Regions from separate parts of the Homo sapiens genome. Here region 2 is linked to region 1. Evidence: chromatin loops called from intact Hi-C (ENCODE). Cell type or tissue: endothelial cell of umbilical vein. All regions are shown on one strand. Links, peaks and the distances in the headings refer to the core of each region. The heading gives the core; the rest is flanking DNA.

Region 1 (10,902 bases), core at 915-8,914:
TATTAAAGACAGAATTCTTGTTTATCATGGGTAAGCCTTTAATTTTCTCCTTCTTAGTAATGAGTTGATTTCATGTGTTTTATATTTGTTATATTTTTGAAACTTGAGAACTAAGCCTGTTGACGGGCTAAACAAGGTCTATCAAATTTTTACACAGTGTTTAGAATCGTAAAGGCTTTCATAATCACTTTCTTTTTAATACAAAATCCACAGACCTCAACTGAAGTGTTTTTAACTTTATGTGCACTATTGTGACTTTTCTAGTCTCTTTCTTCTATAAAGCAGGATGTTTCTTTGGATTTATCTTTTAGGGATTTCAGCTTTAATACTTACTCTCCTTCACTTGAAAGGCAGGATGGGATAGACAAAACAATGAGCAGAACACTAGGAGAAAAAAAATCTGAATGCTTAAATATCACCAAGTAAATATAAAATCGGTGGAAAAACCTAGCAGAATACTTTCATTTGAGCAGCTTTAGAAAGGAAAAAAACAACACAAAACATCCACATATAATTTTAGAGCTGGAATAGGAAAATCAGAGTTTAAGAACCAAACTCATAACCATACATGTTCACACAAACACTGGCTTTTGATCCATTCTGCTTTTTCCTGTTTTGCCTTCTAGATGTTTCCTTAATTCTCATCTGCTGCTGTTTCCTTAATTTTCATCTGCAGTCCAAAACTCATTAGAATTGAACTATCCCGTTATTTGGAAGGTTTATTTGTGGCCTACCATTTTGAATGTTTAGCTACTCAAAATTGAGGTCAATTTATTTAAATTAAAGATAATTGCATGATTAATTATTACAATTCTGCATTAATCTCAGTTGCCATCTCTCTCTGTCTCTCTTTAAGAGCTAATAATCCTAAAGGATTGCTGGAAGTTCGGGAAGCCCTGGAAAAGGTACACAAAGTAGAAGACCTTCTTCCGATTATGAAGGTAACTTTAGCATCAGAATGGCAGTCCATGTTTTTAGAGGAAAAGAAAACCAACAGCACTTTTTTAAAAAGAACTCAGAATTATTAAATGCTATTTGAAATCACTCGTATGAACACATTCTGAATAATAACCAAAATAAAAGAACCTACAGGCATCAGACTCAAACAGAAAAAACAACTTGTGAGGAAGCAGTTAATATAGAAAAAAGAAAACTTAAAAATACATATAATTGAATTCTGCTTCTGGCCACAGCTGAGTAACTGGTACTCAGCTGCCCTTCTACATGATTGCAGTTATAAAACTGGACAAAAGTTAGTTATTTTCAGGCACTGGCTAATTACAATAATGTGAATCCCACTGTCACCCCAGCTTTCTACTGTGGTATTTATTAGACCACTGCACGGTAATGTGGAGCCCAAGCAGAGTACAGTGGTCTTGCTAAGCTAAGGAGGTAGAGAGTGGAGTTTGGTTCTGCCAAAGTGGCTGGAATTTGCAGAGCAGAGTATAGGAGAGAAGGAGGCCATGTAGGCTGGGGAGTGCTCAGGGGTTAATGTGAGCACTCCTTTTCATCCTTGACTAAGACCTTGGTCATGAACATGCAATAAAAGACCATGAGAGGCTCAGCAGAGAGTGGCTACTGTGGGAACGAAAGCTGAGCAGAGGTATCAGAGGTGTATGTGCTGAGAGACATTGGAGTTTCGGCCTTGCCAATGTGGATGGATCCTGTGAACACCTTGGGCGTTTAGTTAAGACCCCAGAAAGGACACAGTTTAAAAGTAAGACCATACTTTACAGTAAGGCCCACAACCTAGGACTAAGAACAATTTCTAAATAGACTGCCCTAACAAAGAATAAAACTAAGTCTAAAGGATTAAGTGGATCTGCTAGTGATTTGACTACCTGTCAAAACTCATTACCCTTTAAAGAAAGGCAAAATAACCTATACTCTTTAATTACTAGAGAAGTAAATGCCATCGTTTGAATGTGTTCCCCTCAAAATGAATGTGTTGGAAATGGAATCCTCAGTGCACATATGTTGGGAGGTGGAGCCTAACAGGAAGTGTTTAATGGCAGAGCCCTCATGAATGGATTCATGCCGTTATAAAAAGGGCTTTGGGGAGTGGCCTCTCTTGCCCTTCCAGCTTCCGTCATGTGAGGCAGCAGTCAGAAGGCTCACATCAGACGCTGGCACCTTGATCTCAGACTTCCCAGCCTCCAAAATAAATTTCTGTTCTTTTTTTTTTTTTGAGACAGGGTCTTGCTCTCTTGCCTACACTGGGTGATGAGTGAGACCCCATCTCCTAAAAACAAACAAACAAACAAACAAAAAGCTAGATACAAAAGTATGATAGTATGATCCAGGTATACCAGGCAAATGCTAATGAGAAGAAAAGTATGTGTGGCAATATCAATAATGGAAACATTTGAATTCAATGGGAAGGACACTAAAAGGGACAGAAATTATTTGATTAAAGTATAATCCATTAAGAATTATAACTGTGTGAACCTTTCCTCCATCTAGGAGTAAAACTGCCCCAAAACATGCCAACAGCAGTTAGAATTGCTTTTCCAATTAGTGGTTTAAACACTAATGTGCAACTTCAGTAAATGTTTTCCTTGCAGCTATAGTAGATGAGATTGATTCATGTAAAATTTAGGAAATTTGTATGAATAAGCAAAGTGTATCTATTTCTAAGGAATAGCAAGGAAGTAGCATGTCATGAACAGAGCTGAGCATCTGACCCAGGCCCCACATCTGCCTGGGTGGGTGTGGATGAGCCTATTTTACAGTTATTCCAGGTTTTTGGTCTGCTGAAGACCAAATATTGTGGCCAGACCTACCTCGTGGAGTTTATTGTGAGGGTCTGATGCACTAACACAGTGCCCCTCAACCTTCTCAAACCCACTGCGTTGACTCAGTAAACATGTTCAGATGCCCCCTTTACTGACTCCTTTATTGCACTAAGATGAACTTCACAGAGAATATGTCTCACCTCCTAAAAAATGTCCACGCAAAGTCATCTCAGTATCTCAGTCCACACAGTGTCCACACAGTGTATCTCAGTATGCAGAAATTGGGGCAGGCCTTCTCTAGAAGCCGGAAAGCAGTAGCCAGTGCTTCACACCTGCATGTAAAATCATGGTGAATGTGACAGTTATAAGTGTAGCCCCATATCTGTGTGTTATTTGGTGAGCTACATTGTCATTGGCGATGTGGTTTTCTGAAATGGTAAACCAAGCTTAGTAAAGCTCCAAGCTATATATAGTAGACTCCTTACTCAATGTGTATGCTATTTGCATTCCTGGCAAATTCAGTATGTATGAAAACTATATAATAAATAGTTAGCGTTTAAGTGCAAAACAGAGTCTGGTTCCAGGCCCACATATTGATTAAATGATAAACATGTTCTTCATCTACATGAAAATCCAGTGGGACATTAGAAAATCATACATTATGTGTGACAATCCCCTGTACTGTGGGACATATAGTAATCTTGGCTCCCAACTGTCCAATCCCTGTAATAATCAGTCTCCCATAAATTTCCCCAGCGCCCCCCAGGGGGCAGAATGGCTTCACCACAGGCCCTGAGATGTACCATATAGAAAGGAAACTGGTGTGTGAGGGCTCTTCAGCTGCCTTCCTGTGGGTATTCTAGTTAGGCATTTAGATGTCCTGTGGTATTAGGCAGAATACAACGTCAGTTTAGGGAGATTTTAATATTTTATATGTCTTTGTCTAAGAAGAAAAACAGAGTGGGCTACAAGACTGTAGTCACTTAGCATGCAGCCTGAGACGCGGCATCGCCAGCCTCAGTGTGCCTCTCGGTGTGAAATCACCAACTGTTGTCTGAAAGATGTAAGATGTTTGTTCTCTGCGGTGGGATGACATTCCATTTCAGCATTATACATCTAGCCTTTACCCAGGATTACGGATATATTGGTACTTTGCAAGGCACACACAGCAGAATATACAACAAGATATTTGAGTGTTTAAAGTGCTTAGTGGAATGTACCAGGTCAACTTCCACTGAAAGGCACAATGGTACTGTTGATGAAAAACCAAGTTAACGTGTATGTCAGCGCCCCCTAGAGGCGGTTTATTAGCAAGTAACGCGGACTGGAATTCACCAAGACCTTGGGCCCACATTCCCACTCTGCGGCTTCCCTGCTGGCTGGGACTCAGCCAGACTTTGCCTCACCTAGTTCGTTTCTCATCTGTAAGATTGAGACCATACCTAGTGCTATCAGTATGTTGTGAGGATTAGATGAGAATTGGCACATAGTGTGTTAACGCATTTCTTCTCCTGAAAGTCGTTTTTTTTGGCGTGAAAGATGCTTGCCTGCTCAGTGCCTGCTGTGGGCCTTATGACCTGTGCCACTCATCCTCTGGCTTCTGGGCTGCTGGTGACACCTGGTGCATCTTTCTGTTTCTAGACAAGCTCTCCCCTCATGAAGCAGCAGCCTCTTGTACTTTACTGTTGCTTCTCTTAACTTCCAGTCCATCAATTAAAAAAAAAAATTGGCAATATTAAGTTAACTAAATTTGGGGGTCATTTTCTGAAACCTATTTATTGCCATTGCAGGTTTGTCCCAAATGTTTTAAACAGAAAGCTAACGTCTGAAACTGTGTTCATACATTTATCACTCCGAAAGCCATTCTTAACTCCGAGTAATTCTTTTAACTTAACCGACTTATCTGTGGCTCACAGAGTTGGGTGGGTGTGGGTGTGGGTGTGAATGAAGTTCTCCAGTTAGTGGATATAATCCTGGGTACTCTTCAGAAAAATCAGTCTCTGCTTTGAGCACTAGTATGAGCATAAGTTGCATTTTTGAGTTACGGGATGTTAGGTACAACTATTCTGCCATGATTCAAGGTTGCTGCCTACTAAGATGGACATGAGAAAACATTCAAAGGGAGCTCTTAGAAGTGAGCAGTGCCCCTTGTTGACGAAGAGAACCTGTGAGCTTTTGGTGCTGAGGTTCTCTGCTGGCCTCTGGTAGGAGCTGTGGGGAGCGTAACCTGGGCTCTGTTGGGGCCTGAAGACAGGCAGAGATGTCCTTGGCCACCAGGCCACCATCTCTTGTATCAGATGACCTCCTTGGCCCTTTTTAAAAACATGTAAGGTAGAGCCAGCACTACAGAGTTGCAGTTGGGGTTTACAGTGAATGAAACACTAGTAACGTGAATTTTCTTTTTCCCTGAAAGCAGTTTAATACTAAAACGAAGGATGGGTTCACCGTGAACACAAAAGTTCCCAGCCTTAAAGACCAAGGGAAGGAATATGATGGATTCACAATCACGATTACAGGAGACAAGTATGTGCGCTTCTTAATGTGGGTGTAAACTAGAGACGAGGCAGGAAGGGTGCCTGTGCTTATTGTCACTATAGAGTTTTGTGGTGTTGAACTTTTGCTCCATCCTGAAATGAAAAGTATCAAGGTCCAGTGAGCAGTTATAACCAGTTATTTAAAAAAATGTGACATCTAAAGTATTACACCAGCAGATACATTTTCTGACTGTCTAAATCTAAGGACTTTCTAGATACTATGTATGATGTAGTTTGTGGGAGACATTCTTCTGGGTTCTTGAAGTTCCTTGGGGGGGCGAGGGAGGCTTTTACTAATAAAATGAAAAAAGATGAGCAGTTGGCGGATTGAAGTCCATTGTAGATTTAAATATATATGTATAAAAGCCAATCTATATATATATAGAGAGAGAGAGAGAGAGAGAAAACAGCTTTAATAATTAATGAGTAGTATAATCTTATTGTAGAAAATTTAGAATATACAGATAAGCAAAATTAACAAAATAAAAATCAAGTTATTTTCTTTAAAAACTGAGGTTAGACTGTTCTACTATTTACCCTTACCATTACATTATCACAATCATTTCCCCAGTCATATTCTTAAAAGTATTTTTAGTAACTGCATAATATTCCATTGTATAGATGTAGAATTTCTCTGACTGATCTTTTTGTTATTGACCACTTAGGGTATTTCTCATTGTTTTGCTTTATAAATAGCACTGCAGTAAACATTTTTATTAACTCTAGTTTTATTTACATCTGAAATCCAAGCTTTGTCTGTCAGCCTCCATATTCCTTGAATTGTGGGTGGAATTGCCTTGAGCTGTGCACACACACACACACACATACACACACACCCCATATTCAGGTGCATAGCCTTGGGAAGTGCCATGCCCTCCCCCTGGTTTCCACCTGCTCAGCAGTGAGACTATGACTCACATTCTCCAGCCCCTCTGCCTCTTGGGCTCTGGCTTTCTCACATACTTTTCCTCTAAACTACAAGGAGCCACCTCTTCAAGTTCCATGTCAAAACTTAAACAGGCCTTCATGAGTAAACACCAGTTCAGCAACTTCCAGATTTCAGGGCTTTTCTATATCTTTGAAGTCTTGATCTCTACCTCAAGCTTCTTATCAAAGTACGTTCCCAATAAAGATCATTCTCCCCTGATTGCAGGTTGTGCTATTTAACATAAAAAGTGTTCTCCTACCTTTTCACACATCCACGATGTGTATCCTCAGATCAGATTCCTAAGCAGAAATGAAATTACTATATAAGTACAGTTGATCTTTGAATAACTCAGGGGTTAGGTGGATTGACCTTCCCACCCCAGCAGGCAAAAATTTGCATATAACCTTTGACTACCCCAAAACTTAATAGCCTACTGTTGACCAGAAGCCTTACCAAAAACATAAACAGCTGATTAACATATATTTTATATGTTATATATATTATATTTTGTATTCTTACAGTAAAGTAGGCTAGGGAAAAGAAAATGTTATTAAGAAAGTCGGCCGGGCGCAGTGGCTCACGCCTGTAATCCTAGCACTTTGGGAGCCCAAGGCGGGCGGATCACTAGGTCAGGAGTTCGAGACCAGCCTGACCAATATGGTGAAATCCCATCTCTACTAAAAATACAAAAATTAGCCAGGCCTGGTGGCGCGCACCTGTAATTCCAGCTACTCTGGAGGCTGAGGCAGGAGAATCGCTTGAACCCATGACGGGGAGGTTGCAGTGAGCCGAGATCATGCCACTGCACTCCAGCCTGGTGACAGAGTGAACTCCATCTCAAAAAGAGAAAAAAAAAGAAAATAATAAGGAAAATATACTTAACTATGTATTAAGTGGAAGTGGATCCTCATAAAGGTCTTTATCCTTACTATCTTCACGTTGAGTAGGCTGAGGAGGAGGATACGGAGGGGTTGGTCTTGCTGTCTCAGGGGTGGCAGAGGTGGAAGAAAATCCTCGTATAAGTGGATCCATGCAGTTCGAACCCATGTTGTTCAAGGGTCAACTGTACATGAAATTTCTCCCCTTGAAACGTGACATCTTTCCTCAATTTCCTGCTTCACCTCACTTGTTGCCTCCCTTGCTCTGGGCCTCCTGACCCCTCGAGTCGACTCTGCCTGGCATCCCATCTTCTGTCTCCTGCTTCACCAGCACTTCACCAATGTTGCTAGAGCTCCACCTCACTGGACGTTCCCCTAGCTCCACAAATCTCTCCCCTCTCCATACCCAGCCATTGCCTGTGGCTACCCAAACCAGCTTCCCTGCCAGGCATTCACAGCCTCTCACAAAGTGGCCTCAGACATTTCCTGCTTGACCTGGACCATCTCCCTGTTGGAACCTGGCCTGCTAGTCCGACTGGAATGCTTGTTCCCCAGTTCACCCCTGCTTTCCAATGTCTGGGTCTCTCACTCCCATCCCGACCCATGTTCAGGCCACTTCTCCCATGAGACCTTTCCTGCTTTTCTCTATGTTGTCCAAATTAGATTCCTTTTTTGAACCTCTGATGAGCTACATTATGACCTGAGTCATGGTTTCATAATAATTTGTGGCCCTTGGCCAGAAGTGGTGGCTCATACCAGCATATTGGGAGGCCAAGATGGGAAGATTGAGGCCAGGAGTTTGAGACCAGGCTGGGCAACATGGTGAGACCCTGCCTCTGCAACAGATTTTTAAAAATAACTACAGGTGCATACCAGTAGTCCCAGCTACTCAAGAGGCTGAGGCGGGAAGATCACTTGAGCCCAAAAGTTTGAGGCTGCAGTGAGCTATGATCATGCCAATGCTCTCCAGCCTGGGTGGTAGAGCAAGATCCCATTTCTTATAATAATAATTTGTGGCCCCGTTTCTTCCTTCCTTCCTCAATCAAGGCAGCAGCTGAGCTTTTCTTTGTAGGCTCCGAGGACTAAATGCAACACTTTGCTAGTGGCGTTATACAAAAAATGCCTGTTGTATCAAACTTATATCCTCCACAGAACCTCAGTGGAGCTTCAGCTCCACTTTTTTTTTGTTTTGATAAAAAACAGAACCATGGTGTAGTCCCTGAACTTTCTTCCTACACACAGTTCTTGCTTCTGACCTTTAATCCTAATGGGGTGGCTTAGAAAATATTTACTGGTTATTTAAATGCATTCTTTACTATGTGTCATTGTTTTCCCATATATTAGCTTAAGTTTGTGTAATAAGTACATGTAGTTAGACTTAACTGTGAGCAAATGAGTTACTGGTCACTTAAAGGTGAGGCAACTATCACATTTTATGAAGAAAGAATGCATTCTCATGAAACCTACCTTGCTTGTCTATAGTTAGAAAGGTAAGGTACATTCTTGTATATGTTTAGTGCTACGTCAGTATGCTATTTGCTTTTTAAAAAAAACTTTCTGTGTTTGGCTGTTTGAACTTATAATACATGCCTTTCACACTTATTTTTGTATTTTCAGAGTTGGCAATATATTATTTTCTGTGGAAACTCAAACCACGGAAGAAAGGACACAATTATATCATGCTGAAATAGATGCACTTTATAAAGATTTGACAGCAAAAGGAAAAGTATTGATTCTTTCATCAGAATTTGGGGTAGGTTTCTCTTTGTTTCCATTTTTCTGCTCTTCCTATGATTCTTTTGTAAATTTTTTGAACCTCTGCCCTTTCACTGAGATTGTACATCTTATGCTTGAAATTGGGTTGAATTGACCTAAAAATATTTCTTATTTCTTATAGGCAAAAATTCTTGTATTTAGTAACTACAGTAATGGGGAGGATAATAAATTAATAATTTAGTACTGCACTATGACATTATCATAAGTTTGGGCTTTGACAAGATATAAAAAAGCTGGTCCATAATGAAAATGACCTGGGCTTCACCTTTTTCTTCCATTTTCTTCCCTTCGTTGCGGTTGTTGCTTATAACCGTATATTTACAAGGAGCTTTTGAATGTAAACTGGATGATGCATTCTGATGAGTTAATGGCAAGGAAAGTATAATGAAGTTGTGTATACTTTGCACTTGGCGGCCCTTTCCTGGTCTGTGGCCTTCTTCTTTGGTTGTCTGCTTGGACTCGAGGTGGAGTCGTTACAGGCAGCAGGGTATGGTGGACATTCTCTCCCCACCACGCCCCTTCTCTGTGTTCTGCAGTGGACGGGTGCCCCTTACCCTTGAAAAGTCACCTTATTTCTCCAACATTTAATCACTGCATCCATATAATTAAACATCTAAGTTTATACACATAATTGAGCATCATCCAAATCTCAATGCGGAGTAGGGGAAGGGGCTTACCCAGATCTTTTGGGGTAAGGTACATGTTGTTTGAGAGAACATATTTGGTGTTAATAAATGCCTTTTAAAATTTTAGTCACAATATATATTTTGACATTTCAAATAACGTTAAAGGAGACTGAGATTTTTATGTTTATCCAAGAGTTGCAGTTTAAGAAACAGCTGGGAAAACATTGCTCTAAATTGAACTAAATTGGAAAAAAATGATACAAAAGGGTATAGAATATTCAAGAATTTGAAAAGTAGATTCTTATGGGGGAGGAAGAAAACAATCCTCTTCTTGATGTAGATTATTCTTGTGTGTTCTGTCACCTAATGAAAAATTAGTTTGTAATCTTTATAGTATTTATGAGTCTGTATCTTTTTTTTCTAGGAGGCTGATGCTGTCTGCAACTTAATCTTATCCTTAGTTTATTACTTTTATAATTTAATGCCACTCTCTCGAGGATCCAGGTAAGTAATATCCTGTCATTAAAATTATTTTAAATTGAGAAATGTGTTCTTTTTTGCTTATCCTTCCTGTTATGGATATAGGTACAGAGTACACAAAGAAATGGTAAGGAGCTCCCTATTTTTTTCCAAAATCTGCACAAAAAAATATTTCCTTAGTCTATCACATCAGCAAAAGAATTATAGAAGACAGTTCTAATATAGTGTGCTTACGTTTAATAGGATAGGGATTCATCCATTCAACACAAGTTCATGGAAAGTTTACTGTGTATCATGTGCCGTGCTCAGTGTGTTTTAATTTTTTGTATCTGCCAGCCTCTTACTGAACCTCTTCCTCCTCCTCTTCCTTTTCCATTTTGGGCTGTCAGGTGACCCATAATCCTCATGTTTTATACTTTTGGGCCAACAGTCACTCTGTACTATTTTTATTATTTTGGATAAATTCTTGCTACTTGTATATCAGGAGTTTTTTAGGTATCATTAAAACAAGAGCTATGACTGTAGAGTTTTCATTTCATTCTCCTTTTCCCAGCACTGTGTGCAGTAAATTATGTAAATGGCCTTTTGCCATTACTGGCACATAGTTGAACTTAAGATGTTTTGGCTAAAAATAATACACTTGAATGTCTTTATCTTTGATTAATGGCTTAGAAAGTAAAACTCCCCTAAGTGTGGTAGTAAATTTGGTTATAGAATTTAAGACTCATTGAAACAAAATAGAAACATAAATGTTGTCTTATCAGCATAATATTGCTAGTTGTGTCCACTGAATAAGGGATGTGAGGCCTGTGCACATCACCGCTTGTGGGCCCCACTGTACTCAACAGCCAGCATCCGTCCTTTGTCCTCACAGCAGCTCTGCTGGCTCACGTGTGACATTGAAGGACGTGCAGCTCTGATTGTCCTCAACTCTGCCTCATCCCT
Region 2 (10,902 bases), core at 1,459-9,458, 690 kb before region 1:
CTTGAGAGGCTGAGGCAGGAGAATCGCTTGAAACCAGGAGGCAGAAGTTGCAGTGAGCCAAGATTGTGACACTGCATTCCAGCCTGGGCAACAGAGTGAGACTCCAAAACAATAATAATATGGAACCAAAAAAGAGCCTGAATAGCCAAGGCAATCCTAAGCAAAAAGAACAAAGCCAGAGAAATTATGGTTCCTGACTTTGAACTATACTACAGGGTTACAGTAACCAAAACAGCATGGTACTGGTACAAAAACAGGCACATAGATCAATAGAACAAAATAGAGAGCCCAGAAATAATGCTGCATGCCTACAACCACCTGATCTTCAACAAACTAGACAAAGACAAGCAATGGGGAAAAGACTTCCTATTCAATAAATGGTGCTGGGATAACTGGCTAGCCACATGTAGAAGATTGAAGCTGGACCCCTTCCTTACACCATATACAAAATCAATTCACAATGGATTAAAGACTTAAATGTAAAACCCAAAACTATAAAAATCCCACAAGACAACCTAGGCAATACCCTTCGGGACATAAGAATGGGCAGAGAGGCTGGGCACGATGGCTCACGCCTGTAATCCCAACACTGTGGGAAGCTGAGGCAGGTGGATTGCCTGAGCTCAGGAGTTTGAGACCAGCCTGGGCAACATGGTGAAACCCCGTCTCTACTAAAATACAAAAAATTAGCTGGGTGTGGCAGTGTGCGCCTGTAGTCTGAGCTTCTCTGGAGGCTGAGGCAGGAGAATTGCTTGAACCCAGGAGGCGGAGGTTGCAGTGAGCCAAGATTGTGCCACTGCACTCCAGCCTGGGCGATAGAGCGAGACTTTGTCTGAAAAAAAAAAAAAAAAAAAAAAAAAAAAAAGAATGAGCAAAGATTTCATGACAAAGACACCAAAAGCAATCGCAACAAAGGCAAAAATTGACAAGTGGTATCTAATTAAACTTAAGAGCTTCTGCACAGCAAGAGAATCTACCAACAGAGTAAACAGACAACATACACAATGGGAAAAAATACTGGCAAACTATGCATCTGACAACGGTCTAATATCCAGCATCTATAAGGAACTTAAATTTGCAAGAGAAAAACAAACAACCCCGTTAAAAAGTGGGCAAAGGACATGAACAGACACTTTTCAAAAGAAAACATACATGCGGCCAACAAGCATATGAAAGAAAGCTCAATACCACTAATCATTAGAGAAATGCAAATTCAAACCACAGTGAGATACCACCTCACACCAGTTAGAATGGTTATTATTAAAAAGTCAGAAAATAACAGATGCTGCTAGGCTGCAGAGAAAAGGGAACATTTATACACTGTTGGTGGGAGTGTCAATTAGTTCAACCATTATGGAAAGAAGTATGGCGATTCCTCAAAGAGCTAAAAGCAGAACTACCATTTGACCCAGCAATCCCATTACTGGGTGTATACCCAGAGGAATATAAATCATTCTACCATAAAGACACATGCACGCGAATGTTCACTGCAACACTATTCACAATAGCAAATACATGGAATCAACCTGAATGACCATCAATGACAGATTGAATAAAGCAAATGTGGTACATACACACCGTGGAATACTAAGCAGCCGTAAAAACGAACAAGATCATGTCTTTTGCAGGAACATGGATGGAGCTAGAGGTCATTGTCCTTAGTAAAGTCACACAGGAACAGAAAACCAAATACCACATGTTGTCACTTATAAGCAGGAGCTAAATGACAAGAACTTATGAACACAAAGAAGGAAACAACAGACACTGGTGTCTACTTGAGGGTGGAGGGTGGGTGGGGGGAGAGGAGCAGAAAAGATAACTATTGGGTACTGGGCTTAATACCTGGGTGATCAAATAATCTGTACAACAAAACCCTGTGACATGAGTTTACCTATGTAACGAACTTTTACATGTAACCCTGAACCTAAAATAAAAGTTTAAAAAAAATGGAAAAGAGGGTAGTCATTACCGGGGTAGGCAGAGGGAGGAAAAAGCCCTTAAGAGAAAGATCAGCAAGCTAAGGAAGAGGAGGAGGTGTGCAGGCTGGGAGTTGAGCCCCACTGCCCTCCTCCTTTATAGGGCAGCAGCAGGATGCAGGAGAGATATCAGCCTCCCAAGCATCACTTCTCAGGAATGCAGTGGAGCTAGCCCTGCTAACTGCAATACTATGACAGGGATTCTGAAAGGGCATTCCTCTTATAATTAAATACCTAGGTACTGGGAGGCAAATAAAAATCATAATAAAAGCCAACAGTAATGAGTTTACCGGCCAGACACGGTGGTTTATATTTTAATCCCCGCATTTCAGGAAACCAAGATGAGGCGGGAGGATCGCTTGAGCCCAGGAGTTTGAGACAAGCCTGGGCAACATAACGAGACTCTGCCAAAAAATTAAAATCAACGAAACTAGCCAGGTATGGTGCCAGCACCTGTAGTCCCAGCTACTCGGGAGGCTGAGATGGGAGGATCACTTGAGCCCAGGAGTTCGAGGCTGCAGTGAGCTGTGATAGCACCACTGCACTCCTGCCTAGGAGACAGAGTGAGACCCTGTCTCGAAAAAATTTTTAAACATTTTTTAAAATTAAGAGCTTATCTATTGTCTGTTACCATTATGCCAAGGGCTTTACTTTGACCATTTTTTTCAGTTCTCAAAAGAATGCTACAGATTTAGTAGTGATGCAATTACCCCCATTTCACAAATGGGGAAACTGAAGCTTTAAAGAGGTTAAATACCATGCCTATGTCTAGGATGTAAGCAATGGAGCTGGACATCTTGGGGACTCCAGGACCTATGGTCCTAACCATGGTTCTTGGGATGGCTTACTGCCTCCCAGGGTGAGCTGGAGTAACTGGAGTGAGTGGACCCAGACAGGACAATTAAGCATTCCTAAAAGTGGAGCATTTAGTACGTGCAGTGTCTTGGTGCAGCATGAAGGCCAGAGAAGATGCAATGAGATAGATTAGTGTCAGGTCCTAGTTGACTGAATGGCATTTTGATCCAATATTTTAAAAATCCCTGGATTCTGTTATAGGGGCTCCTCACTTTAAGGAAATCTGATATTCAAAATCCAAACTGAAGTAGGAATAACAGCTTGTTCATTGAGCAGCTACTGTGCACCTTGGCATCACACCAGGAGTTTTCTAAACATGACCTCACAACTGCACAATTCTGCCAGGCGAAATTATTAGCCATATTCCCAAGCCAGGCACTATGAGCTGAGTTGTGACTTCCAAAATTCAAGTGCTGAAGCCCTAAGCCCCAGTGCTTCTGAATGTGACCGTATTTAGAAATAGGATCTTTAAGGAGGCAATTGGGTTAAAATGAGGTCATTAAGGGTGGACCCTAATCTAATATGATTGATATTCGTATACGAAGAGGAGATGAGGCCACAGACACAGGACACAGACACACCCTGAGGGGTGACCACGTGAGGGCACATCAAGACAGCAGCTGCCTGCAAACCAAGAGAAGCAGTCTCATAGGAAACCAACCCAGCCAACACGTTGATCTCAGACTTCCAGCCTCCAGAACTGTGAGACAATACATTTCTGCTGTTTAAGCCACAGTCTGTGGTACTTTGCTATGGCAGTCCTAGCAAACTAATGCACCAAGGAATCGAGTCTGAAAGTCTAGTTTTTGTCCAAAATCACGAAGACTGTGTCAGAGCTAAAAATGCAGTCTGTGCTACTGCAAAACTTACACAACAGAAGGGCCCTCTCCTGTACCAGAAGGTTTGCTCCAGGCTTCTGAGTATCAGCTACACTGTTTCATCAAAACACAATTCATTTGACAAAAGCCACTTGCCCTTCTGGCAAAAGAGATCTCAAGCAAAGAAAATTCTACTGATTTCACTCATGCCCCCTTGTAGATGGTGATGTTTCTATAATGAAGCATTTAAAGATTCTGATCCCATGTCAGAAAATCTGGATGGACTGTTATATATGAGAGAAAAACTACGTTTGCATATCGATCAATGAATGAAAACAACCTGAGAAATGGAAACCATTTGATTTGGTGAAGTAGGAGCAAATGAAGTAAATTTTTAAGTAATGTTTATTTCCCATGTTATATAAGGTTATCTGAAAAACAAACATTTAAAATTTTTCCTTTTAAACTTTTTTCACATTCATATTTAATACACCTTTTGCACTAATTGCCAGAAATTAACACCCCTCAAAACGTGTGTGTGTGTGTGTGTGTGTGTGTGTGTATGTATATTTTAGATTGAGTCTCACTTTGTCGCCCAGGCTGGAGTGCAGTGGCGAGATCTCTGCTCACTGCAACCTCTGCCTCCCCAGTTCAAGCAATTCTCCTGCTTCAGCCCCCCGAATAGCTGGGATTACAGGCGTGCACCACCATCCCTGGCTAATTTTTTGTATTTTTAGTAGAGATGGGGTTTCACCATGTTGGCCAGGCTGGTCTCGAACTCCTGACCTCAGGTGATCTGCCAGCCTTGGCCTCCCAAAGTGCTAGGATTACAGGCATGAGCCACCTTGCCCGGCTCTATTTATATATTAAAAAGACCTTTATAAATTTAAAAACTTAAAATATATATTATAAAAGTATCATACACATGTGACAATAAAAATTCAAATAGAATTTTAAAAATTCAAATAGGACTGAAGGGAACAAACTAAAATATAAGTGGTTGCCCAAGAACCATCTTTAAGCATCTCTGGGTTTTAGTTCTTGCAATGATTACTTCTCTTTGTGACACTGTGTTATTTTGATCTTGACATTTTTAAAGAAAACATGGATTGACAGATACAAATGTCTTTGCATATGTCAAAATACTTTTAAAAATAAATAAAGGGGAAAAGAGCCTCTCAGAAATGGCCACTAGGTGGTAGAAGTTGACTAAAAACTGCTTTATTCGGTAGAGCCATCTCGATTGCTGCCCGCGACTTTTTTCCTCTAGGGAGAAGGGATTTCTTCAGGGTCTTCTCCTGAGATATCCAACATCTCCTCCTCGAGCCCCTTTGCTTAGAATGCCCTGTAGCCATTTTAGACTGCACACAAATGGAGATAACACAAGCAACTTCTCACCTTCCAGAGGGCAGGACAAGATGAAGAAGGAAGATCTTCAAAAGTGAAAGGTTAAGAAAGACAAGTACACACCCATACACACACCAGTCCTACCAAGGCAATGGTGACAGCAGGAAGAGATGGCTGCTCTTCCTCCAGAGCAGCTGTGATGCAGACCCACCTGTCACCCAAGAAGGAGAAAAGTGAACAACAGCTTCTGCCCTAGTGGAGCCTGAATTAACTCATAAGTCGAAATCCCCAGAATCTCTTTGCGCTTTGGTCTGTGCTATTGTACTTAACACACGCTCAATAAAGACTTATTGATTTGACTTAATCTCAAAACCACATTTCTAAAGCACCAAAGGACTATCTTTTGATTCATTAGATGTTTCTTGAGCTCACACAAGTGCCTAAACAACAGGGGAAAAGGTCGTAAAGATAAATAAAATAAAAGCCTTCTGTATTTTTTTTTTTTTTTTTTTTTTTTTTTGAGACGGAGTCTCACTCTGTCACCCAAGCTGGAGTGCGGTGGCGCAATCTCGGCTCGCTGCAAGCTCCGCCTCCCGGGTTCACGCCATTCTCCTGCTTCAGCCTCCCGAGTAGCTGGGACTACAGGAGCCCGCCACCACGCCCGGCTAATTTTTTGTATTTTTAATAGAGACAGGGTTTCACCGTGTTAGCCAGGATGGTCTCGATCTCCTGACCTCCTGATCCGCCCGCCTCGGCCTCCCAAAGTGCTGGGATTACAGGCGTGAGTCACCACGCCCGGCCAGGCTTCTGTATATTTTTCTATATGGCCAAAATGTTTAATGATTCTAAAAACTGAGAACAAACACAAGCAAACAAGTCAAAGGAAGAAAATGTTTAAATAAGAAAAATAAATGGGCCGGGCGTGGTGGCTCACGCCTTTATCCCAGCACTTTGAGAGGCCGAGATGGTCGGACTGCTTGAGGTCAGGAGTGCTTGAGGAGGTCAGCCTGGCCAACATGGTGGAACCCCTGTCTCTACTAAAAATACAAAAATTAGCTGGGCATGATTAGCACCTGTAATCCCAGTTACTCAGGAGGCTGAGGCAGGAGAATCGCTTGCACCCGGGAGGCGGAGCCTGGGTGACAGAGCTAGACTTCGTCTCAAAAAAAAAAAAAGAAAAGAAAAGAAAAGAAAAATAAATATCAATAACCCCTTCACACAAGAATTTTATTCCTACAAATTTATCCTTAGAAAATATGTCAATAGAGGCAAAAACTACAAAAGTGAAACTATAAATCTAAATAGCCAATGATTAATAGTTAATTGTAACATTAGTTTACTAGATCATTATCTATCCTTACAATCATTTTGAAGACTATGAAAAAATGAGTCATGCATAATAAGTTTACAGGTTTTTTTAGACATGAATATAACTAAGTTCACTAAAAGGCAAGCAGACTAAGCAGAATAATGTGTCTTCATAACAGTATGCCGATAGTAAGATCCAGAAATTGACTGAAGCACTGTGTTTTCATAAGAAGTACTAAGGATTCAATCTCCCAGCCCATGGCCCACAAATGTGATATGGTTTCACGCCATGGTTATCTTTTGTTTATTATCTTTGTTCTACAGTTGCCATAGCAGTAAAATTTATTTTCAATAGAATTATTAAAGTTTTCTTTGCTAACTAAAGCTTATTTTTGTTTTGCAACCATTAGCAATGTAAATTTACTCCCAACTATGCCAAACACAATGTTTACATTTTGTATCAAATTTTAAGCCTGTAATAAAATGTAGGTATTTATAACCATATAAATGTCCTTCTTCTTGGGCAAGATGAGGGGTTTATTTACCATGGCAGGGTCCAGGTTCTTTTGGCAGTCGTGGGATAGACTATGCCATCCCAAGGATAAAATCAGCTATTTATGCCAATGTTTACATGGGAGAATGAGTGACACTTAAATTCATGCTCTTAAAAAAAAGAAAAAGTGATCCACTTCTGGATGTTATTTGCGTAGATTTTGGCAAGGAAAAACTGAGCTTCCTTGGGCTAGGTCCAGAACCTGCAATCCCAGGACCTCTGCGAAGACCTAAGGGCAGCAGAGGTTGATTAAGCCCAGCAGAGAGATCTATTTCCTGGCTGATTCACAGACATAGCCTTCTAAGTCCTACAAAGTCTCACAGTGTGCAGAGGAGGAAAAGGAGACAAGTTCTGTTGAGAAGAAAGCTAAGGGGTTCTCCATACCTTTCCCATTAGGCTGGAGGACTGACATTGACATCATTAGACCAGCAACTTTATGACCACTGAGTTCCCAAATCTTTAACTTCAGCCTATACATTTCCCCCTAAACGCTTTTTGCTCTAAAATCAAGAGAAATGTATATAATGTGTCTGATTCAGTGGTGCTTTCATATATATGCCATATGTATTATATATATTTCTCAAATATGTATGGGTACATACATTTGTGTACATATTATATATTCATATTTATATAAAAGCTATTTAACTGCTTTAAAAGGATGAGATAGCCCACCAGAAGTTTTGTGATTATGATAAGTGGAATTAAGTCAAACTTTGGTCTTTCAAAATAATAGACAATCAATAACCTGAAATTAATAACTTTTCATTTACACCTATACCAAAATAACATATTCATAAATATAATGAAAAAGACAAGAATGTATAAACTGTGTGTGTATATGTGTACATACGTGTGTGTTTGCATGCACACCCACTAAGAATATGTAAACTGGGTGGGAAATTAGTCTTATAAGAAAAAAATTTTTTAATTTGAAGGAAAATGTAAACTCAAAAAACAATACATATTATTATTATACATTCCCTCTGATAAAGCCTAGAAATCAGTTTAATAAAGGAATATATTGAAAGAGATGTTTAGTACAGTATTTTAAAGCTTGTTTAAGACAGCAAATTCTTTGCAAATGGGAATTAGAAGCTAGGTGCCTATTTCCAGGAAAGAGAGTTCTGTATTGAAAAAAACAAAGGACGTATGTGCAAATAAATAATCACTTCCATTAAATTGAGGGGTCAGAGACCAGCTTGGCAGCTGCAACAAAGAAAAATTTGTCATCAAAACTCTTTGGCCCTTCATTCCTAAAATAAATTTGGAGCTAATTAGCTTTCAAGACTTTTCCGGGTTTTTTTCCACAGTGACAAGACAAAGAAACAGACTTAAGATAAAAACCAGATGTCAAAGTTTACTGGTCATTTGTTCATGTACATTATATATTTATATGTCTATGTCACTGTTAAAGTTGCGGTTTGGCAAAGTTGCAAACACAGTAGGTGAAATAAACTTCGTGGGCCTTATTCTGATTGTGATTTGCCTTTCAGCGTGGAAGGTGCCATGTGCTAGCATGGCTGAATTCCTCCTGGTCTGAAATGCATTTTACTACTCTGTTAAATGTTGCTTAGTACAGCTGCCTTTGGCGGCTCTTACAATACAAAACAATTCTGTAAAGACTTCCAGAAATCACAGAGAGCATTTAAATTACATCAGCTCTTTTCCATCGGTATTAGATCTGCCTACGGTGATGACACTGTTTCCTGTCAAATGGTGAATCTGGGCTACTCAGTACTTGCTTGGAGAATACAAGAGGAAAATATAGCTATATTTTTCCCATACGGATATCAGTGAAAACCCAGGAAAAGGAGAAATGAAAAGATAAGCAGGACACATTCAAGTTTTTCAAGGACCTCTGTTTAATTTCTGCAGGATCCTGAACCCATGTCTATCTTTGCTTACTAAATAATAAATGTTAAGCTCCACGACAAGCAAATGCGTTTACAACAAGAGGTCTCTATGCAACTAAGAGCCATGGTCAGCAGCTGATTCAAGATCCCAAAATACTATACTAGAGAGGTCCTTGAGAAGGTGCCGGATGGAAGGAAAGGGTAGATAAAATGCATTTGAATAAATGAATTTACATTTGAATAAATATTTTTACTACAGGCTCTAGAACTTTCTTTACTTACGATTTTAAATGAGATGTGGCTGAAGGCACAATAGGACAATTCTCCTACTAAATGGTTTGTACCTCCAGGTTTCTATACAAATAGTTCTTCCCTCAAAAAACCGGCTAGGTTTCTGAGTGTTTCTCTGTTAGGGTAAATATGGTATACCATAGTGCTTGACTTACATTTCATGGAGTCATCTAGGACACAGAGTTTTTTTTACTTTTTGGTTGTTGTTGTTCAATTATCTGTCTCCTCATAGGATCTACTTTAGAGTTCCAAATCTACCAAGTATACAAATACGAAATTTGATCCTGTCAACTGGCATCCATTTTCCTTTTTTTTTTTTTTTTTTTTTTGAGACGGAGTCTCGCTCTGTCGCCCAGGCTGGAGTGCAGTGGCGCGATCTCGGCTCACTACAAGCACCCGCTGCTGGGTTCACACCATTCTCCTGTCTCAGCCTCCCGAGTAGCTGGGACTACAGGCGCCCGCCACCACGCCCGGCTAATTTTTTGTATTTTTAGTAGAGACGGGGTTTCACCGTGTTAGCCAGGATGGTCTCCATCTCCTGACCTCGTGATCTGCCCGCCTCGGCCTCCCGAAGTGCTGGGATTACAGGCATGAGCCACTGCTCCTGGCCCCATTTTCCTAACAGTTTTCATGGGAAAAGGCGTTATAATTTCCTTCTGTAGTTTCTCGAAATGTTATAGAGCACACTCACAGACAAGGCATTCTTGAGCATATACAAGACTTTAGACGAACTTTCCCACACACCAAATTTCTAGCTCATTTTTCTAAACTCAGAAGAAATAGAAAAATTGTTATATCTTTCATTGGACTGCTTTTTCTGTTACTGGGGTTTATTTGCAGTGATCACAGTTAGGGGTTGGTTGGTGAGATAGTTTGGATATTTGTCCCCACCCAAATCTCAGGTTGAAACAGTAATCCCCAATGTTGGAGGTGGGGCCTGCTAGGGGTATTTGGATCACGGGGGCAGATCCCTCATGAATGGCTTGGGCCATCACCTTGGTGATAAGTGAGCTCTCACTCAGTTCACACGTGATCTGGTTGCTTAAAATTGTGTGGCACCTCCCTACCCCAACTTGCTCCTGCTTTCACCGTGTGATGTACCTGCTCCCCTTCGCCTTCTGCCATGATTGAAAGCTTCCTGAGGACTCCCTAGACGCCAAGCAGGTGCTGGTGCCATGCTTCCTGTGCAGCCTGTAGAGCCGCAAGCCAATTAAACCTCTTTTCTTCATAAATTACCCAGTCTCAGGTATTTCTTTATTGCAATGCAAGAATGGCCTAATACAGTGGGTTTTTGGTGGGCAGGAAGGAAATGAATGACAGCTTCATTTCCAAATACAACAGTCCCCGCTTATCTGCAGTTTCACTGTCCATGGTTTTTAGTTTACCCTTGGTACAGTGCAACAAAGCATTCTGAGAGAGAAGGAGGCCGCATTCACATAACTTTTATTAAAGTATACTGCTATAATTCTATTTCATTATTAGCTATTGTTGTTCATTTCTTACTGTGCCTGACTTATAAATTAAACTTTATCATAGGTATGTAGAGGGAAAAACAGTATGTCTAGTGTTCAGTAGTATTTAAGGTTTCAGCCATCCATTGGGGTCTTGAAACATATCAATACCCCATGGATAAGGGAGGCTGCTATAGCTTCAGAGCAGACACTTCTTTTATGTCAATCCAGTGCACAATTACCCCTTTTCTCCAAGGTCTGTCCCCACACACCCACTAGCTGAGTTCCTGGCAGCCCTTCTATATTAAGAGACCTATGTCCCTAACCTAGCTGTTTCTTGGGGACTATGGAATTATGATCTCTGTGTTTGGCTGAAACTACAGTGATATAATCTTGGAAGAAAAGAATGAAGCAGATGAGGCCTGGGAATTCCTGATGGCTTCTTGC

What was found. Hi-C counts contacts between places; a loop is a spot of excess contacts. Peaks named below come from ENCODE experiments on the same cell type or tissue, not always from the same donor. Only the 100,000 strongest peaks of a DNase experiment are listed, where the experiment ranks them.
Region 2: it touches region 1 in a loop (16-fold over the local background); 11 of 110 quality-filtered maps call a loop at or near these places.

What each region holds. Positions count from the first base shown.
Region 1 is chr1:230,910,549-230,921,450 of GRCh38, reverse strand. TTC13 (tetratricopeptide repeat domain 13) reads left to right here. Exons shown (of 23, transcript NM_024525.5): 16 at 1-30; 17 at 857-941; 18 at 5,149-5,258; 19 at 8,693-8,828; 20 at 9,902-9,981. Among named protein-coding and RNA genes, the nearest start is that of C1orf198, 47 kb to the right of the region's middle. In endothelial cell of umbilical vein, for the core only: CTCF peaks have their summits at 3,484 and 4,050 (motif pointing left); a DNase peak (open chromatin) is centred at 4,000.
Region 2 is chr1:231,598,133-231,609,034 of GRCh38, reverse strand. All of the region lies in intron 4 of TSNAX-DISC1 (TSNAX-DISC1 readthrough (NMD candidate)), which reads right to left. All of the region lies in intron 1 of LINC00582 (long intergenic non-protein coding RNA 582), which reads left to right. Among named protein-coding and RNA genes, the nearest start is that of LINC00582, 8.5 kb to the left of the region's middle. In endothelial cell of umbilical vein, for the core only: a CTCF peak has its summit at 4,850 (motif pointing right); DNase peaks (open chromatin) are centred at 4,934 and 7,084; H3K4me3 peaks cover 237 bases; H3K27me3 peaks cover 359 bases.